2 separate regions of the Homo sapiens genome follow, and region 2 is linked to region 1. Evidence: chromatin loops called from intact Hi-C (ENCODE). Cell type or tissue: breast epithelium. All regions are shown on one strand. Each heading gives the region's core, and the rest is flanking DNA. Links, peaks and the distances in the headings are about the cores only. Region 1 overlaps ARHGAP15 (Rho GTPase activating protein 15). Region 2 overlaps LINC01412 (long intergenic non-protein coding RNA 1412).

Region 1 (11,117 bases), core at 4,998-7,497:
AAGTGTAGTCTCTGTGAAAAAGGTTTTGCTTCAGGGCAATAGCAAACTAACTCACCACCCTGCTGCACTGTCCACTCCTCACCACATTGTTCTTTGCTGTATCCTTAACTTCCCCTCCTACAGTGAGGAAACATTTCTTTGGACTGTTTTATTGCCAATACATTTTTTACTTTGTATCATGAAATGAAACAAGGGACTGGTTTCATTAGAAGGAGAGGTAAACAGAGCATTAATTAAATTTGCTGATGATACTAAATTGGGAGGAACTGTGGACATCTGTGAGGACAAAAGAATCATACAAATGGACTTAAGGAGTTTAGAAATACGAGCAGGAAATAATAAAATGAGATTCAGCTTTAAATAATGCAAGCTGATACATTTGGGAGAAGATAATCAGAAACATGGCTATTCAGTGGATGGTAGATGCCTGGAAAGTGGTGATGGTGAAAGATTACCTAGGGGGTGATAATGGGAAAAATTATACACAAACTTACAAGGAAGTAGGCACAATGCCTGAAGGTTTATATAAAAAAGAGCATAATATTTTGAACCAGAAAGTGGATAGTGCTATTCTTATGACACTGGTCGGTCTCAAAAGCATCAAATTTGGCTTTAGTTAGTCGAATCCCTCAGTTTTATGAAACAATTTAACATTATTTGTTGAGAGACTGGTTTCTCCCTATTAAAAATGAGAAAGTATGTTTTGTCTGAAACCTGTATTGGACACAAAGGTCATTGCCCTATTTCCGTCCTATCCTATTCAAGATTATTACAAATATGGTATGTCATACTGGTCTACATATATATCATGCCCCCTGGAAAAACAACAACAACAACAACAAAACAAACAAAAAACAAAACCCTTACTTTCACTTTTAAGGTAATTTCTTTACATTCTGGATAATATGACTTTACGTTATGTTTAAAGAGACATTTAATCATTGTCTCTTCTAGCAGGTCACTGAATCGTCAATCTGTAAGCTTTGTTTCTCTAAGGATAGAGGCATGGATGAGTGGATAAACAGAAAGCTTGGATAATATTTGTCTCTTCATCCATTTAATCATCCATTATGAATTGAGGCCCTATCATATGCCAGGTATAGTGTGCTAAGCACTGTGGGGACGGGGTGATCCAACCATAATTCCTAGACTCAAGGACTCACACTCTAGATAGGGAAACAGATAATGAAACAAGCCATTGTAGTTCCAGGCAATAAGGGCTCTATTAGGAAAAGCAAAGCTGTCACTGGAATATTGTGGAGGAAGGGGCTAATGATGTTCAAGAGATCATGGCGGGATGGTTATGGATTTAAGTTAGAGAATATTCCTTGGAGAAGGTGATTCTTGTGATATTCACAAGAAGATGAATGTGAATTTGGCAGATGGATAAAAAGGGAGAAAGAAAAGCATGGGAAAGGAATAGGCCATTAGAAAAATTCATGTACTTGGTATTCCTGGAGCATAGAAAGCAGCTTATAAGGATATGAAGCTGAACAGTAGACAGAGGTCATATGCTTATCCTTTTTTATGGGGGTAATTAGTGTGGAATTTTGTTTATCCTTATGAGATCAATGAATCATTGGAGGATTCTAAGAGGGGATAACACAATCTTATTTGTATTTAAGAGGGATCATTTTGGCAGCATTGAAAAGAGTGGCCTGGGCAGAAATAAGAACAAAGGCAAAGACCTCCTTAGGAGATTTATCTCAAAAGGAAGTATGGAGGCCCAATCAAGGTCACAGAAAGTGAAAGGAAGAACCAGATTCAAGAGATAGTAAGAAAGTAGAGCTCATGAGGCTTGGTGAATGATTCTGTCTGTAATGAGAGAGAAGAATCTAAGATGTCTAACATATTTCTTTCTAGGGCAATGGGGAATATAGATTGTAATGCTGCGGGCTGAGTTAAGAAATAAAATAGGAGGAACATCTTTGTTGGGAAAAGTGATGAGTTTAGTTCAAAAAAGTTCAGTTTGAGGAGACAGAGGGAAATTCAAGAAGGGTTGTTTCTAGACCATGGATCTGAGTGGGAAAAAAACAGCTTGAGTAATTATTTGCATATAGGAGCTCTGAAGTCATTGAAGGGCTCACTGAAGCTTTAGGTATAATTGAGATCACCCTGAGAAAACCAGTAGCATGAAATGTCAGAGTCAATAATTAAATCCAGAGGAAATGAATGTTTCTTATGCTGTCAAACTCTAGGCCAAACACATGGACTCCAATATTAGACTATGTAATATCAAATACATCGTCAAATGCCTACCTTCAAGACAAAAGGAAGAAAAAAATCTCACTGTTGTCGTGACAATACCATCTGTTAGGTGTGCAACTGTTCTATAGGGAGACTAAAGAGTTAGTCATCCCAAACTGTCAGAAAATGCAAAATATAACAAGAACAACATCATTTTAAAAGAAGAAAGACAACAGTCCAATTTTAATAACATTGGTATATTCAACGTCTTTACAGAGCTTTTGATAGCAACAGCAGAGTTTAACTTTTTTTTTCTGCTAGGAAGTAAATTTGGAGGAAATGAAATCAATATCCAATAGCAAAATCATGTATTCTGTCTTCATTAACTTCAAATTGATAGATCCTGTGTATTGACCATATATTTCTTATTTTAATTATTGGACAGTCTCTATCAACTCAAAAAAATTATCATCCAAATAAAAATTTCCTGAGAGGTACATGGAAAACAAACAATGAATCAAGAGGGTGATATATTCACAGGGAAGTAAACTAATACAAAACAGCACTAACATGGCATTCCAAGTCTGAATTAAAGGAAAAGATGTGGGGCTTAACTTGCTGTGTGGTTATGGGAACTGAGCCTAAGCCTGACCATTCTCAGGCATGTCAATTACAAGTCATAGTTACCATTCAGTTACTTGATTAAAAACAGCAGGCTATTGGAATTGAAACAATGCCTAATGGGATATGACTTCCTCTGATGAAAATGAGTAGAGAATGGATATTTTAGTAGTTGCTGATGGTTAACTTAAATGGAGTATCCAAAAATCGATGAAAATAAAATCATTAAGGAAACCTAACTTCAATTGTTTAGCATAGCTGTGTATTGATAGCAAGAATGGTACCTTATTGAACAATATGATATACTCTTATCAGAAATGAACTTGTTTAAATGTTTAAAAAGTGGATTTACAGACCATGTTATTCTCTGAGCTGCCTTCAACCAACAACTGTTGGTGATTGATCTTTTTATACTATCAACTATATGCATCGGTAGCAATGGTGTGCAACTCTCCAATGAGGATTTCAGCAATGTTGAATATAATTTATCTGATTATACACCATTTACTGAGAATTCATTATGTGTTAGGTACCATATGAGAAGTTGGCTTATACACGAGGGAGCACATCATGTACTTAATATTTTAAATATTTTTCTTCTATAAGATATACTTACACCCTAGATATAGGACATTATTATCTTCTTAAAAAAGAGTGTGTATTTACATATTGGGTCTCTGGTCTACTATAACCTCAAGAATTCTTCCAGCATTATCATTTCAGAGCTATTTTGGTTTTGCAGAGTTAGGTTTTTTTCTCAAAGTGTCCAGCCCTTGATTTTTTCCATTTTTTTTTTCTGAACCAAAAATAGGAAGCGACTTGAAACGTATAAAATCAGGCAAAGAGAGATAAAACAAGAAAATAAATGATTATTTTGAACCCAAGAAAAACATCTTTAACTGTATAGCCTACTCGTCTATAAGATAACCTCCCAAAGAATTTAGAGGAATCTCTAAGACATGAGTCTTTTAAGGAAATGGGTAAAAAGTTCTAAATATCCTGTACAAAAAAATATGTCATGTTCATTCATATAGACCACTGTAATTATTTCACCTGGAATCTGTATGTCTCTTTTACCATATATGTGTAGACTAATTGATTAATGCTTAAATTGAGTATACAATTTGAAAGTATAAAAATCCCTTGGAAAATGTCATTTTTTTTGGTATAAACTTTAAAAAAGAACATCATGCTTTAGGAAATCCACAAAGGAGTATAATATTTGGGTTTCATTTATAGCTTCCTGAATTAATTTGGTTTCTTAATTATCATTAATTTTTAAACCCTAGGGAAATACCTACACAAATACAATGTATAGATTCTTTTTCTACCAGTAAACAACAAATTATTTCATAAAACAGAGTGACACTGTTGTGAAAGTTGATTATTTTTAATCAATCAGTTCATATTATGGGACAAGAATCAAAACATTTCTACTGAAAAGCTACAAGTCAGTTTTTGAATGCTAGGGCAAAAAAATCTGAAAATCTCTGACTGCCTTATTATTATTTGCTTCTGCTTTTTGAAAACCTGAAAGCTTTCCAAATGCATGCAATTTTTTCTCAAATTTTGTAAACATTTGCTTCCAGGCTAAAACATCCTGCTAACTTTCAGCCAAGATTATTTTTATGGTGGAACTCTTAAGTTCTGCATATAGGGCCTTGTAATGGGAAAACTCCCAGTCCTAGAACTCCCACTGTGTAAATGACACCAGTATAGGCTATTTGAGAGTATTGCATCTTGGTAAGTTGAGGTGTTGCATTATTTAAATTCCCCATACACAATAAGAAGCTAATTTCCTAGGGTCTTAATTTTGGCTCTGTTCCTTCCAACTGACTCCAAGGGAAAAGTATGTTAAGAACCTAAACTTTACATTGGGGGTGGAGGTTGGAAATTAGACTCAGGCTGTATCTGGGAAGCGACATTATTTATTCTGATGCATTGTGGATTTTAAAGTGTGGGAATATCCGCTGACTGATTTGACCAGAGCCACATTGCTGTATTTCTTAGATAGCCTCTCTGGTTGTTGAACTGCACGTTTATTCCTACATTAACTTCTGTTATGTTTAAGCTTTCTTTTTGATAATAAGACTGTCATGCATTGCTAGACATAGATAAACTCTGTTAAATGTCACTAATAAATATGTGAATTAATTAATAACCAGCTCCGTATACAGAGTTTGTGAACATTCAATGCATGCCATAAATTGCAAGGTTTAAGTTTCAAGCATTTTCTTGAGCATAAGTAAGTTTCTCTGGAACAGCAAAGCAGGTATCAGGTACCTATGGCAGAGATGGCAATGTTTTCACTAGTTTGTCTTCTCTTTCTTACAGACCTCACAAGCATGTCCTCTTATCCACATTTGTTTTCTTAATTGCAAAATGCAGCTTTTCCCCCGCCTCTCCACCTTGTCATCTCTGATTTCTTTTGGTTGTCTTTTCCTAGTTTCTCTTTTATACTCTTGCTGGCTGTTTCCTGTTTATTCTTTTTTGATTTTGTCTTCCCCTCGAGCCCTAAATGTGGCTTTCTTACAGACACAGAGGCCCCAGCGTGACTACCCCAAAGAGCCAATTCCAGCTTGGACCCAGCACAACACTGTGCTGTCAGGAAGGTGGCAGTCTTTGTGGCTGCATTAAAACAAAACAGAACAAAACACAAAACACCAAAGCACTAAACTGGTCTTAATTTTAACTCAGAAAAGCCAAGGAGATTCACTGCAAACTTTCATGGAGCTTCTTTAAGATCACCTCCATTGTAAATGCATGCAGATGCCTAACATAAGGCATGAAAAGCAAACACTTAAAAAAAAAAACAAAAACATAGGTCACTGACCTCAGAAACATTTTTGTTCAGTCCACAAATATTCTCCAGGGAAAAAGAAAAAGTGCTTATCTTGTACTCTTGATTTTTTTTTTTTTTGGAGCATGTAATTTTTATCAGTTTGTTTTGTTTTTGTTACTTTTTTTTACTCACTGCTTATAAAACTAGCAAGCAGAAGTCTCTCTGGAACAAGATAGAATCATAAAAGTTTTCAAGAATCTCATCACAAACTTAACAGTACAAATTGCACATTCTTCATGGAAGTATCAGCCTTTAGTGCGTGCCTGGATCCAACTATAATAGATTATCCCAAAGTGGGAAAGAATGAACAGTATAAAATTAGCAGAACTGGGAGCAGAGCTTGTCTAGGGAAGGCAATATGATCTGCAGTTTCGGGGCCTGGATTCAAAGGCAACGGGAAACAACTATGTAAAGTCTGATTTTTGCAAGTAAGCACTCGGTAGGATCTCAAGAGGCAGACTGGTGCACTGGATCAAATATCAGGAAAATTATATTAACAACTACAATGCTTGCTACTATACTGTACAATGGGTACTGTACAATAGCTGTATTAACATGTCTGTTATTTATATAACACATTCATGTGCATATGCAAATGCAACATGTATATGGCAAATATTCATGTATTTATTTACATGCCAAGTTTTACATTTTTGTTAGATAAGTATATTACTGAGTTGAGTAGGTGTCCAGCCACGCTTTCTCGTGATATTAACACACATATCCAAATAGTCACATAATTAAACAGGTTTCATTTATAATGTCACAGGCTTGTTAATTTCATATTCTCTCAAACTTCTCCTAACAGTAGAGGAATTACCAAAAAAGAAACAGTTAAGGTATAATAATAATTTTAGCCATCCTTTTTCCAAGTTGCTATAATCTACCCAAAGATAACTAATTGTTCAAAGTAAACATTCCACTCAGACCACAAAAGGAATCCATTACACAAACATATAATTCACAGTCATTTTTAGTGGGTTGTAAACAGTTTGGAATGAGCATAAAATGGGACAAAAATCAAAGTGAGCATTTTGAAATGAAAAAGTGTTTGCTACAAAAGGTCAGTCCCTTTGCTTGGCAAACTATGTAGAAAAGCCTGGGAAAATGCTGATCACACAAGCAATGAGGGAATTTTAAAGCCAACAGCCTCCTTGTTTCTTTAAACAGACATCGGAACCTATAACTGGATCCTGTCAAACAAACGACAGCAAAAAAAATATAACAGCTGCTAAGAAGTCAAGTTGAGAGATAAAGTTTTTGAGGCTAAGGACCTTCTCAGAAGTAGACTAAAGGTCTTTCTTAAATCTTTAAGCAAGGTTATGGATCCCAGGGTGGCTTTTAGGCACCAAGTCAAATATGTAACTTTGTGTACCATTCCTGTCATAGTATTTCGTGTTCCAGAAAAAAGACAGAAAGGGCAAACTTCTTGTTGATTAGCATCTGCTGAGGCATTCTGCAAAGTTGCTTATACCTGGAATTATCACATTTGAAAAACATGATTTCATTTTAAAAAAATTGTGGTCAAAAGCATATGACATACAATTTCTCTTCCTAATCCTTTTTAAGTGTATAGTTCAGTAATTCTAAGTATATTCACACTGTTGTACAATAAATCTCTAGGTATCATTTTAATGTTTTAAAATAGTTTGGGTACATATTAACCAGAACCGGGAATCATGAAGGAAGTATGAGTTAAGACATATTCCAAATGAATGCTAATCTAAATTATATTACAAACTTAAAAAAATTAATGTTATTCCCTTAAAACCAAAAAAATTTTGGATCCATAAAAATATCTTTAGGGTAGAAATATGCTCATTTATCTAGTTAACACTACTCTTATATAAAATATCTATTTGGCAAAATGCATGTTTGGTATTATTGGGTAGAAACATGACTGGTTCGCCACTTAAGGCATGTCCTTTTAGATCTCACACCAAAGGACTCCCTATATCACATAGTCACAATGTTAAGAAAATAACTTGCAAAATAAGGCAAAATTAAATGTCTCCTGGTCTTATAATGAAGATAAAACCAGATAAATATGTGTTTATCGTTCAAGGTTTATTACATCATTTTTAAACACACGTATTTCCCTGCTTTTTATTATTGTTATGGTTCTTCTGTCTTGTAGGGTCTGTTCTTTTCTCTCATAGTACTTATCACAGTTTATGCTAACATACATAACCGTGTGTGTCTGTTTGCTTAATGTCTATCTCCTCTGTATTATCAGCTGGTAACATGGAAGATGACACAAAGTAGGTACTCAATAGCTATTTGGCTTCGATTGCTTCATTTAACCAATATTTATTGAGTACTTACAAGGTGTCACGTGCTGTATAAAGCTTCTTTCCAAATAATGGACCTCAACAAAGGATAGTCAATTACATGCTTTGCATAAAAAGAACTATGAATTAAGGTCTTACTTGTTATACCAGTTTAAAATATATACTTTGTTTACTTCAGGTCTCCTAGGCCCTTCTATCTAAGAGACACAGGTGATCGCATTTTTAAGTAAGCAATTTCTACACATATGACGTCATCATAAACTACACAAAGTGTTCTATAACATAGTGAAAAATGAACTTCTCACTGCTTGTATCTACTATATGTCACAATGCCTTCCTCTACATCAAGCTTTCCCAACCCATGGCCCAGGGGTTTTAATGCAGCACAACACAAATTTGTAAGCTTTCTGAAAGCATTATGAGATTTTCTGCATTTTTTAAAGCTCATTAGCTATTGTTAGCGTTAGTGTATGTAACGCTATGTGTAGCCCAAGACAATTCTTCTTCTTCCAATGTGACCCAAGGAAGCCAAAAGATTAGATACCCCTGCTCTACATGCTTGTTTCCTCAAACCTCCAAAATAGTGTCAGATGATCTCATGCTTTTGGTCATTGTACCCAGGATATGAATTAAGAATTAGCAGAACCGTGTTTTAATATTTTCACAGAAATTGCTTCAAAAAAGAAACATAAGTTGAGTTTTTCATTGGCTAATTATGATTTCTCATATACATGCTCTACGACTATAAAGGCAAGGCAAGCGGGAAGGAACCACTTGGAAGAGCTTTAAAGACTAACATGCTCCTTAACAGTTTGTCTTCCAAATTTTGCTTGTATTTTCAAGGCTCAGCAGACAATGTCAGAAACCACAGAAATGAAGTTAATCTAGTTATAATAGTTGGTGAGAAGGAGAATGCTCTGGTAGTTTAGAGTAATAAAGAGAACCAAATCAAGATAAGGAAACATACTAAACAAGTTATTAGCTAAATTGGTTCACATTCAGTTTATTGGTAGATTTTCTTCTAGGCATGTCCAAAAGTTGCAAAATTTAAAATGTAACTAATATCACTTTACCAGGGATGAATAAAGAATGCATCTTTTGCCAAGTACTGGGTAGAATTTCCTTGGAGAGACTACAGAAGTGTGAGCAATTTGGCTCTGTTCATTACAAACAGGTAAGACAAATAACTGACTGACTGACTGGATGGATAAATGAATGAATTAATGAATGAATAGTGAGATCTGCCTTCCTGATAATGTTTCATTTTAAATCATCCATCTAATAAGCATTTTAGAGATATAGCCACAATTTGTAGGTTTTTTTAAAGGAGTAAAAAATAATCACAAGAAAAAAAAAGAGAAGGAAACAAATCTTTTTTATAACAGCCAATGTGCCGATGTAGTGAGTATCAAGACCATTTCCCTAAGACTGTGAGAGTAAACACATAGTTTTCATTAAATGTTCCTTTCCCATAACTGGTCCATCAGCATTTCCCATGACTCTGCAGTTGAGTTTCTTGGCTGGGAGAGTATCTGGCCATTAGAAGGAGGGATCCAGATATGCTGAGTCCCAGCCATGCTGAGAGACTTGGCGCCTTTATATGCTACTTCCTAATACCAACCCCAGCATAAAATGTCATCAGAAGCCTGCATAAACATTGGACTTAGATTCACATAAATTATTTCTGTCCTGAAATGCTTTATGCCAGAATTTCGTAAAAACAACACTTTGAGTAAATAGAATTGGTGTATAAATATAAGAATATTAATCCAACAAAATGATCATAGAAAATTATAATCAAAAGTACACACTTGTAAATCTTGCAATGATGTGAGAGGTTTATCTTGTGCTTCTTAGTTTTTACTGAATATTTCCATAGGGTTCCTTTAAGCTGATGCTGCCAAAGTGCTTTGAATTATCAGTTGCTTTGTGGAATTGGAAAGTCTTTGAGTTTCATTAAAATGCTTAGGAATTATTTTAATAATCATATGTGTGATTAGCGCCTGTTTAGTGCTGGATCTACAAATTCATTTTAAGAGTAAACACAGGGACAATGAAATATAATGCTAGATGTGATTGCTCCAGTCAGCAAAAACATTGTCTTATTTTATTAAAAATCACCAACAAAATGCCATGAACAAAAGACATGGTTTCTATTTATAGACGTTTTCTACTCTGCAATATTATAATATCTGCACACCGCAAAGCTGCATCTAGCAGTTTTTCGTTTTGCCTAGGGTGGAGACATAAATCGGGAGGAATGGAGCGCTTCTTTACACATGCACACATCTTATTATGTGCTTCCCCAACGCCCTATTTGGGTTTTTGGTCTAATAGTGCTCACACTGTCAGGGCTGAGTATTTATAAGTGGATGAAGATTTCCTGAAAATGATGACAATTTAGTTATTGGAAATAATAACTTTATAATATTCTCAGTGATCCATTTTGTCTTTAAGTACTTACCAAAGAATATTTATTCCTAAAAATGTACTTATAAAATTAAATGAAATTGCAACTTGCAATAAAAACATTTTTCTCTAAACTCCAATTGACTTCATTTCTCACAGATACCTCTCCTCATGTTCATCCTGCAGTTGCTGCTTTCTACTCTCACTGTACTCTCTGCTCTTCTCTCTGATGTGTTGATATGCTTTCCCCAAAGTCATTCTCTTTATCCACATTCCCTACCCACTCTTCCCCTTCTTGTTATTCTCTCATTCCCTACTGATAGGGGAATAATAGGATCCCAAGGCTGTCCTTACAGTATAATTAAAGTATGAATTTCCAGGAGTTAGAAATTGCAGACCATTTTTATTATGCTTTTATAATAAAGCCAGGTAACACTGAGAGAATTAAAATGGCTTTTTCCTAGTAGATTATTGGGTAAAGATTTTTTCCCCTTGGTTCTATTGTCTTAAGAGACTAGGAGCTGGAAATGGGAATAGGTTCACCAATCCTTTTTTCTGAAAACACCTCTATCTTTTACATGATATATATCCCCCTAGATCCTGGGAATATGTTGTAAACTTGTAACAGATGGTGATGAAGCCTTGCATTTTTATACAATACATTTTTTAAGATTCTGCATCTACTATATGTATCTTCCAGGAAAAATGACCTTGAATGAATGAAGTCATAGTTTGAAGGAAAAACACCCCACAGATAGAGTGGAGTA
Region 2 (11,117 bases), core at 4,147-6,646, 1.0 Mb before region 1:
CACACTGATGTTAATGCCCTATTGAAAATTTGCATACTATTTACTCTGAGGACCCCAAACAGCAGTAATTATTGTCATCCAATCACTCATGAATGTGTTTGTCTTCGTCTCATACCTGTCTTTTAAGCACTAATCAGGCACTGGGATAGTTACAAAAACAAGGTCCCTCATAGCTTACAGTCCAGCAGAGATCAAAACAAAGGTCCTGCCATGTAAACAGAAATGTAATAGATTTATAGGCTTCGGTTGGAGCCCGAAGGAGAGAAGGCAGTGGCCCCAGTGAAGACAAGAATGAAGGTAAACTCTGCCTTCCATGGAATTTTGTCTAAGATCAACTCTGGTCGATTCAAAGGAGCTGAAAAAGTGTTCCTATAACTTCTTTAATGATGATGCCCTTTCCTATAGCCCTTTCATTCTCATCTCCCCAACTTTTTCATTATGAATATGCCCCTACTTTTTAATAGAAGACGGAAGCCTAGAAAAGCCTATGCTAAATGTCTGTTTTTAACAGGAGTTTCTGATCTAAAAGAAGAAATTATCTGTAAGAATCTCCAACCATCCACATAGGAAAAAAAAAGTATGAAATATTAAATATTTTATTTCACTAAATCCCCCTTCCTGCAGTCTAACAATAGGCAAATATCAGGTGAAAAGTGGAGAGTCAGTATTTTCAAACTATTTGCCTGACCATTTCACAGCTTGCAGACTCTGGTTCTCAAAATCCTTATTTTTTAAAAAAGGGAAAAAAGTAAAAAACCATGAAGATACGTCACAGTATTTTCCAGAAAAATAAATTTTTCTATGTTCGCTATGCAAGCAGAAAGTGATAAGGTGTAGTAATTTTGGTAATAAACCTCAAGATAAGACTTTAAAAATTAAAAAGAAAATGTATATGGAGTCACATCTAGATATGCCTAGGAGAACTTTTAAAGTATGACCTTGGAGGGTCAGGAAAGTTTTTGGCTTCTTATTTTATATAATTTTATAACTATTATTATGTGGGGGGGTTGGTATTTTTCAAATAAAAAAGAAACCAGACAAGGCTAATATTGAATGCTTTTATATATGCATATTGCAGTACACAAAAAGGAAGTCCATTGTCAATGAATATGTTGATTTACATAACAGACACCTTTATTCAGGGTTAGCAGGAAGTGCTATGGCACAGTGGTTAGAAGTGGGGGTTTCTAAGTCAGACAGACTTAGAAATGATCAAAATAGACAGAGACTAGACTTGAATGTAAGCCTCATTCTTATTGGTCATGAAATGGAAAAAAATATAGTTTACCTTTTTGAAACCTATTTTCCCATCTGTAAAATGGAGATAATAATACTAATCTTTTTGTTTTGTCATTAAGATTTTAGAAGTTGGCCAAGTGCAGTGGCTCACACCTGTAGTCTCAGCAATTTGAGATGCTGAGGCAGGGGGATTGCTTGAGCCCAGGAGTTCAGACCAGGCTGGGCAACTTAGTGAGATCCCTATCTCTACAAAATTTTTTAAAATTAGTCAGGCTAGGTGACAGAGTGAGACCCTGGCTCAAAAAAAAAAAAAAAAAAAGATTTTAGAAGTTAATATGCTTGGTATGTACTATGCCTGGAATTAAAAACAATTATTGCTATGGGAGATTATAGTTTACAAAAGTGACCAGTGAGTCTATAATAGCATTAAATTCCCCAAATGTAGACATAAAAGTTCAGAAAAAGAAACTGATAATAGACTGTTAGAAAAGCCTGAATCTGATAATAAGGTGGCTCAATTACTCAGATATTGGTTAGGATAATAATGATACTAAATGTACATCCTGTTTCTAAAGATGTGTGCTTGCTCTTCTAGCTTCCTAAATAGTCAACAGTCTCAAGAGACTGGTTCTTGAGACTTAACCATGTATGATTAAAAATAATAGACGATATTGAAACCATCTGGTTCAGCAAATGCTCTCAGGACTGAAAAGCCAAGGTACTAATGTTGCTTTTTAAGATAATACAAAGTGCCAAAAGGAATGCTGATTAAATTTCTAAAAGGTAAACTGCTTAACACAGAAAAATGAGGAGTTATTTCTTAAAGAGTTAGAGGAGATTCCATTGAAATTTATCACAGTTAAGAACCAAATCAAGACAAGAAAAAAAGTGATACAAATAAAAGTGCTTAAGCAGAGATTTTTAAAGCAAGATGTTTAAACAATTAGTGGAAATCTGTATATGTTTATGTAATAAAATCACATACAATAAACAGAAATAACAAGGTTAGGCTAAAAGGAAAATGACAGACAATGAACTTGAAATCTACAAAATATTTCAAATAATCCTAAACGTCTTTTTACAAATGTTAAACACAGCCTCCTGATGAAAGAATAATTTTTTTTAAAGTCAGATTGGGTAGGGCTCAGGGATTTAACAATGGAGAGGCATAGATTGTCTTGCTGTCTCAGCAAATATTGTCATGAAGCAATCTTGCTTTCCAACTTTGTAAAAAGAGCATTTGAGCAGTGTACACATACCAGAAGAAATTGTTGTCGGTCGAGGAGTAAAGCTGGCACACTGGGCTTTTATTCCTTTCCTACCACTACAGGGGACTAATCACGTCGAGGACACATCTGCAAAGCTGGTCCAAGGTATTGACGGAGAAATTGCCATCTTTGTGATGAAATGCAGAGGACCCTTGCCTCCTCCAAGAAATCTGCCTCAGTCAACCAACCATAGAAAGACTCTTTGTCTTAGAGATAAATGAAACTACGGCCTTATTTCCAGAGAACAACTTATGCTACCTGAGAGGAGACAGAGCACTCTGGATGTGCGGATTCTCCTGACCCCGATTTTCTCCACTTGCCCGTTAGCACAGATTAGTTTACTGTTCACTTTGCCCCCTAGACACTAGGCATAGACAACATGAGCAAGTGAACTGTAACAGAAACAAGGCTTTGATGAGAATGGGAAGTGGGCTAGGGGTAGGGCAGAGTAGAGGAATAGCACAGGGCATCGGGCCAGAAAAAACAGGCTCTGATGTACATACGGAGTCCATATTTTCCAAACCAAAACTCGTGACACGTAGCTTGACAAGTATGATTGTGCTTATGGGAACAACAGGACAGAATATTTACAACCCAGAGTTGCCCTGGAAAATCTAGGATATATAAACACCACATCCATAAAGGCATTGAAAGTGGGAAGGCTAACATAACCTACTTTAGAATTCTGCAAGTGCTGGCCCGCACATGTGAAACCCCGTGTGTTAAGTCACCCTGGTCTCTATTTATTTCTATCACAAACACATTACATACTTTTGACACATTTAGGGTCTCTATTCCAAAGACTTGCCTTAAGAATAGCAGGTGATATCTGAATGAAATAGATATTTACAGTTGAGTAAAAAAGCGTGCATCATGTCATATTACATTGTTTGCCAAACTAGCCTGCCCAGGCCTTACAGGAGTACTAAATTCACCTGGAGACTTTAGTGTAATGCAAAAGATAAAATATCTCAGTGAGACTGTGGACTCTTGCACACAACTTTCAGGTTAGGATCCACAGGTTTACAGAAAGAAAGAAAATTAATCAAGTCAAATGTGTGCCATTTTTTCTTTCCATTTAATTACTTGCATGTGAGAGTCATTGTTTCCTATAAGACCCCCCTCAAAAATACTTTAGTGAAAGCTTCTTGTAGAAAGGAAAACAAAGGTCAGTAACCTAATATCCCCAAGCAACCCTACAACAACAAACCAGGGAGGGAAAAAAAAGTGAAGAAATGCTCTGACTGGGAAAAAGATCTTCATTTGTTTATTCTTTCAACAGTGAATAAAAGTTATGATTCTGCCAATAACTATAAATTGATAGTGCTTCCAACTTTTAAAGAATATATAAGGAGACCACATAAAAGATTAGAGCGATCTTTTATGTGAGGTCAGAAGTTTTTTAAGGACTGGAAATATATCAAATACAATATATCAAATTTGTCATGACACCTTACAAATTGACATCTGGGAAAATGCCTCAGAGATGATCTAACAGAGGGAAATCTCATCTGTTTCAGATGAGGAAACTGAGGCACAGCAGCATGTCCAAGGTTACCTGATTGGCTGTAACTGAGTCAGGACAAAACCCTGTCTCCTGCAGAGTTTACGGACAAGTTTACTCATCTGTAAAATGACAGGGCCGAACTCTGAGGTCAATGCCAACCATGACATCCTGCAATGCTATATTGATTGATTGCTTTGTAATCTACTTATTTGTATTTTGGCTCTTAAATAAAGGTAAAGCTGCCAGTTTGACATATTTCTAGCCCTTAGAAAGCTGACCTGACAGTAAAGCCCTTCCAAAACATTTATAGAGACAATGTTATGAACAATTTGCAGAATTTCCTAAGGTGACACATTTCGAAGTACAGTGCAGTTACAGGCAGCCTGAATGGATGCATGCGAGGGAGGTATTATTTTTTTTAATTTTCAAGATGTCACTGCCAAGGGAGACATATGCCAAATGGTAACATCGGCTTCTATTTAAAAAAAAAAAACCAAAAACAAAAAAGCCTCTAAAAAAGGCATGAAGAGCAATGAAAAACATGACAAGAAGAAGAATGAAATATCTAAAGCAGATATTAGGAATAAGGAAATATATTGATTAAGTACTTGGTGTTTAAAGGCATCTGATGCCTCTGCCTTCCCATTATACCTGCCTCCAAAACATAGCCATGCTGAGGTTTCCCAATATTTAACAAACTACCATAAATGCTGGAAAAATACTCTAAAATCAGAGTATCTAAATCAGAACATAAAATTGAAATATATTTAAAAATCTTCTATTCTAGTTATGATTTTTTTGTTTATCTTTATTGTGGATTCTTACCAGCATTTCATTTAGTGCTAAGGTAGATTTTATGTAGTAAGAGAAAAGATAGCTTCATGACATAAATATTAAATTAACAAATGAATGGCCAAACTGTTAAAAGCAGGGGTAACCAGATAATTACTGTATTTAAAAAGTTGTCCAGTCAGATGTAGGATGCTTTACATATATTATAGGTAAAATTATTAAAAACACAATATGCCTGTAATCCGAGCACTTTGGAAGGCTGAGACAGGCGGATCACCCGAGCTCAGGAGTCCAAGACTACCCTGGGCAACATGGCAAAACTCCGTCTCTACTAAAAATACAAAAATTAGCCAGGCACCGTGGCACATGCCTGTAGTCCCAGCTACTCTGGAGGCTGAGGCAGGAGAATTGCTGGAGCTTGGGAGGCGGAGGTTGCAGTGAGCTGAGATCGCGCCATTGCACTCCAAAGTCAGACCCTGTCTCTGAATGAATAAATAAATAAATAAATAAATAAATAAATAAATAGAAACACAATAAGCCAGTTGAACAGAACATTCTTTCTCTTGTGGGTCACAGTGTGCCTTTTTCATAACATATAGAATTAGCCAAGTTATCTATGCTACCAAAATTATGACTGGAAGCAGCTGAGAAAGCAAAAGTACTTGGGAAAAAATTGCTGGGCAGTCTGGTTGTCTGGTTACCTGGCAAACTTCCCCACACTGTCGGATAACCAGGTAAACTTTGAGATCTCTAATGTATTTTCCCACATTGATAGGAGTACAGAAATTTTATAATTAAACAGACCTGGTTTTGAACTCATTGCTTATTAGTTGTTGTTCTTGGGCAAATTACTTTTCTCAGGGATTATTTCATTGTCTGAATAATTGGAATAATAATGTCTGACTCACTAAATTTTTAAATGATCAAATTAGATAGCATCCAAAAACTAGCTGTCATGGCGTACAGCACACAGAAAACATCCAATAAGTTGGGATAGTCTAGTAGTGGTAGTAAGAATAGTGATGGTCCTTATCTTTTCTTTGATTGACACATGTTGTCGTGAAATTAACATAGGTTTTGAGTTCAGAGAGTTTGGTTTGAAGCCAGACTCTACTCTCAGTGGTTTGGTGCCAAGAGAATTTCTCTGGTTTCAATTTCTTCTTCTGCAAAATGAATACCATAACACCTGATTCTTAACTGCTATTATGAAAATTAAATGAGATAATATATATTAGTGCTACACAGTGCCTGGCACAATGGGAGGGATAATAAACGTTCATTCCCAACATTCCTTGTCCCCACAGCTCCCTACTCATGCCTCTTCATTCATTTAATGTACTGAGCCCTGGGCACTGTGTCCTGGGAACACAAAAGGAATAAGAATGTCCATCCTGGTTTCCAGAAAGGGATGAGAGGAGAAAGATAGAGAGAAAGAGAGATTAAAGGATTTGGTGACAAATACTTCAAGACAGATTTAAACCAGTGCTTGGGAGCACAGAAGAGGAAAAAATAAAGCCTTCTTTTAGAGTCTTTAAAGATCTTAAAAATTAATTAGGCCGGCCGGGCGTGGTGGCTCATGCCTGTAATCCCAGCAATTTGGGAGGCCGAGGTGGGCGGATCACCTGAGGTCGGGAGTTCAAGACCAACCTGACCAACAGGGAGAAACCCCGTCTCTACTAAAAATACAAAATTAGCTGGGTGTGGTGGCACATGCCTGTAATCCCAGCTACTAGGGAGGCTGAGGCAGGAGAATCACTTGAACCTGGGAGGCAGAGGTTGCAGTGAGCCAAGATCACACCATTGCACTCCAGCCTGGGCAACAAGAGTCAAACTCTGTCTCAAAAAAAAAAAAAAAAATTAATTAGGCCACTTAACCCTCTAGGAAGGTTATAACCAAAACATAAAACAAAACAAAACAGCAAATAACAAGTGTTGGCAAGAATGTGGAGAAATTGGAACCACCCTGATTCTACATTACTGATGGAAATTAAAAACATTGCAGCTACTGTGGAAAACAAGTTGGCAGTTTCTCAAAAAGTGAAGCAGAATTAAGACCCAGCAATTCCACTCTTGTGTATATACCCAAAAGAAGTGACAGCAGGTATTCAAACAAAAACTTGCACACAAATGTTCATAGCAGCACCATTCACAATTGCCAAAAGGTGGAAACAACCCACCTGTCCATCAGCAGATGAGTGGATAGACAAAAGGTAGTCTATCTATACAATAGAATAGTTTTGAGCCATAAAAAGGAAGGCAGTACTGAGGCATGATAAAACATGAATGAACTTTGAGAACACTGAGTTAAGTGAAAGAAGCTAGTCATAAAAGATCATGTATTATGTTATTCCATTTATGTAAAATGTCCAGAATAGGCAAATTTACAAAGGCAGAAAGTAGATTAGTGGTTGATTGGAGCTGAAGGAGATGAAGGGATGCAAGAGGGGAGTTGTGACAGCTGAAGGGTATAGTGTTTCTCTTTGTGGTGATGAAAGTATTCTAAAATTATGTCAATGATTGTCCATGTATCTGTGAACATATTAAAAACCATTGCTTTATAGGCTTCGAATAGGTGAATTATATGTATGTAAATTGTATCTCATTAAAGCTGTTTTTTTAAATTTTTTTTCAAAATGAGAAGCTAGAAATTAAAAATAAATAAATAAATAAAGTTAATGTCTTAGGAGCTTAGCCAAACTCCTGCTAGATCCAGTATGGATAGTGGCCATAAGTGCCACTCCAATGCTAGAGCTGAAAACAAAACAAAACTGGGAGTGTCACAGACAGAAAAGGAAAGAATGGGAAACTATGCACAAAGCCTAGGAGGCAGTGCTTGGCTTTCACATCCTCTATGACATGGAGAAGTTGAGAGGAAGTTGGAACACAGGGAACATGTCAGGAGAACAAGGCTAGATACAAGCCACTATGGAGTTTGGAATCACTTACCTAGAATATACGCGGGGCCTGGAAAGCAGGCTTCAGGATGACTCTGCCACTCACTGGGTACATTTGCAGGCAAATTATGTCATTGGATATATGTTCATGACATTATATAAATGGATATTCTCTGTAAAATGGGAATAAACATTATACCCACCTCACAAGACACTGTAAGGATGTAATGAAGCAATACAGGTAAAGCAAATAATGTAGAACCTGGCAAACAGTATGCAGTCAATAAATATTAGCTCTTTGAGCCTGTTGGAAGCCAAAAGAGTTTAAAATGAGAAATTTCCACTTATCAACAAAATGTTATAGCAGATGATAAAGGTTTCAAGCTTTTTGAACTTTTGAGTAATTTGTACACATTACCACTAATTTAACTACCTCTCATCCGTCAAGACATACGCGTGGTTTTTTTTTAAAAAATCTCTGGAGAATTATAGTAAATGTCTCCTAGACTAATGATACTGGCCTCAGTAGCTTAAGCTTAGCCATAAAAATAATAAGTTTCTCTTGCTATGATATTCTAATTAAATATCCCAGACTTTATTCCAGGTATAAGCAATCCAATATTGGCAGAGCTAATTCAACCAAGAACATTCTATCCAGTAAATAAATTCTCAGAAGCCAAAATTTCCATTTACACCTGTAAACAGAAAATTTAATTTAATGCAAATTGTTAAATAATAAGACCAGTGGGCAATGAACCATACTAAACACATCATATGAAATGGATCAGTCATGCATCATGGTGATGAGGAAAGAAATTTGTGTCATGTTCTACAGCTAAAAATAGTACATGTTTACACACATTCATGCACACACACACATTCCTGCATACACACACACAGAGAACAAGGTGCTACCACAGAGATGTAGCATGCATATGAAAAAAATGCAGAAATCCTGTATGAAGGAGATGAAGGGATGGAATAGGGGAGATGTGACAGTTAAAGGGTACAGTGTTTTTCTGTACATTCCTCTGTATTTAAAACCTTTTGGTCATCTTCCATGGAATCATCTAACCATAAAGAATGTTATTTTATACAATGCTTGGCAGAGCAGTTGTTAGGAAGAGGAGTCTTGCAAATTGCTTCATTGAAGCTAAAAATCATTAAGGAGTAGACTGAAGCATGCTCTTTATTGAGACCTCCTCCTCGAAAGAGTTCAGAAGTCACAGTCCGCAAATTTAAAACTAACAAAATACCTGCAGAATTCTTCTAATTGTGAGACAAACAAGACTACAATAACTCAGTGTAGTTCACTTTTTTTCTACCATAGACTGGACAATAGATATGGCTTAGGCTTCAGAGATTTGGGGGAGCACTCAAGGTGCCAGATTCAGGATGTATCTTACTGTGTGTCTGGAGAGCAAGTACTTGAGAGAAAAACGTTTAGAAGAAAATAGGTTTGATTTTCAAAGCTTTTTCAGCTTTTTTAAATAAATAAATACATACATACATACATAAACCATCAAGCATCTGAGCTTGGAAACAATTTAAAAGAAAAAAAACAACGCATGGGTTATATTTCTCCGTAGTCACCAAGGTGGTGACACCCGAACATGGGCTTTTAGAACAACAAAGCAAAATTCTTAATGCTGATGTAACACTTACAATGTTTGTGTTCCCAGGGTCTGAAGAGTATGCAGACCAAAAAGCCAAGCACATTTCAGAGGCAAATTATTTGTATTTTTAAGTATGTGTTTGTACCTGTTTTCCTGGAGCTGAGCAGATTCACAAGACATGGGATTCCTGGGGCTAAAACCGGTAAAGTTCAGGGTGAGTAGAGGGCAAGTTGGTCACTCTTGGTGTTTGTCAATAAAAGACGAGAACTGATGTGTAATGTCATCACACACATCAGATCACCATATATATATTGAAATAATTTTAAAATAATACCATTCAAAAAATTAAAATGCAAAATATTCAGCTAAATTATACATTAATTATTTATCAGTTCTCCCTAGCATTCTTTAATTATTTCCAATTCCTTGATGCCAATCAAATTAAAGGAAGTTTTCAGGTGTATTTTTTAATCAGAAGGACCCAGAGTCAACCTAAGAACTCACCCCAAGCCCACTGGCCCACCACCATTTGGAAAGTTTTTTTAAAAATAAATTTTCATGTAAAATCATTCCTATATTCTTTTTTAATAATTCACATCAAATTTACATTAACCTGCAACATTGATATGATTAAGGAAATAAAAATATTTTCTGGAATATGGCTTTAACCCAACCTAAATAAAAACATCAGATCATCTTCTTTATTACATCAATTAGGCTTAGCATTTTCTCCTTGCTAAGAGATGTGCTAATAAGACTAATATCATAAAAGGAAAGTTTTTATATTTACCCACCTTAATCACTATCCACCTACTTCTTCATATCTTTATGAAAAATTGGAATATAGATTAGCAAAAGAACAGTTGTTTCTATATTCACTGTAGGTATATTTGTTTTCTCAGTTAATTACTTCCAAATTTCTAATTATGTCTGCTGTAAATACTTTATTATAAAGTATTTCTACATAATTAATTAAGAAGTAGTGATAATGTAGGACTACTTCATCCAGAGAACTACAGGCATATGGGAAATACTGTGAATTACCAAATAAGTCCATTGAGTGAAACATAAAGTAAAAATGAGTTTAAGAGACAGCTAGACATGTTTATGTAGGCAAAAGGGGTTGGAAGATATGCTGACAACACAAAGAGGTGTGTTGCAATAAACTTGAAGGGGACAGGCCATTGGGCCAACCATCCCTTTTCTATCCAGGAATTCCTTATGTTCTCATTAGTGTCTCACATATGGACAGCTGTGTTATTAAAATTTGGCCGTAAATTTGAGTCAACGAAAGAGTCTGTTGTCTCCATTTTTTTCTTCCTTTATATATTCGATACACAAACACATATATGCAAAAGTTTCAACTTTTGTTCAGGGAAGTATTTTATGTCCAGATGTTAGATTTTTGTGACTCATGGCCAAGGATGAGGGAAGGGCTTTGTGAACAAGCTTGTTCTGATCATGTCCACCTCGGACAAGTACATGTTCATGGCACCTCACTTGCATAAATACAACATTCTAAACTGTCCTTTCAATGGTCACCTTTAGTACTGAGTCAGGCCTGAAGTTTCTATGGCAGAGTTTCTTCAGAGAGAAAATGTTTTAAGGGTTAGAGAAAAAGGTCAGTTCTTTTCATTCCTTTATCTTTTCTCATATTTTGAAATATACCATCAGAAAATATTTTGGAGAGGACTGGTTAGACGCCAAGAGTTTCACTGACCCTTTTAGTTGTTGCCATTTTACATTTCTTGCCTCAGGAGCTGGTTGAGCTTTTGAACGCATTCACATTTAATTTATATGA

The links. A loop is a pair of places that touch in the nucleus more often than their neighbours do. Peaks named below come from ENCODE experiments on the same cell type or tissue, not always from the same donor. Only the 100,000 strongest peaks of a DNase experiment are listed, where the experiment ranks them.
Region 2: it touches region 1 in a loop (9-fold over the local background); 1 of 110 quality-filtered maps calls a loop at or near these places.

The regions. Positions count from the first base shown.
Region 1 is chr2:143,519,967-143,531,083 of GRCh38, reverse strand. The region is part of intron 10 of ARHGAP15 (Rho GTPase activating protein 15); the gene reads right to left. Among named protein-coding and RNA genes, the nearest start is that of ARHGAP15-AS1, 250 kb to the left of the region's middle. In breast epithelium, for the core only: no CTCF peak of the experiment used is centred there; no DNase peak of the experiment used is centred there; H3K27ac peaks cover 1,427 bases.
Region 2 is chr2:144,539,029-144,550,145 of GRCh38, reverse strand. All of the region lies in intron 1 of LINC01412 (long intergenic non-protein coding RNA 1412), which reads right to left. Among named protein-coding and RNA genes, the nearest start is that of LINC02993, 20 kb to the right of the region's middle. In breast epithelium, for the core only: no CTCF peak of the experiment used is centred there; no DNase peak of the experiment used is centred there.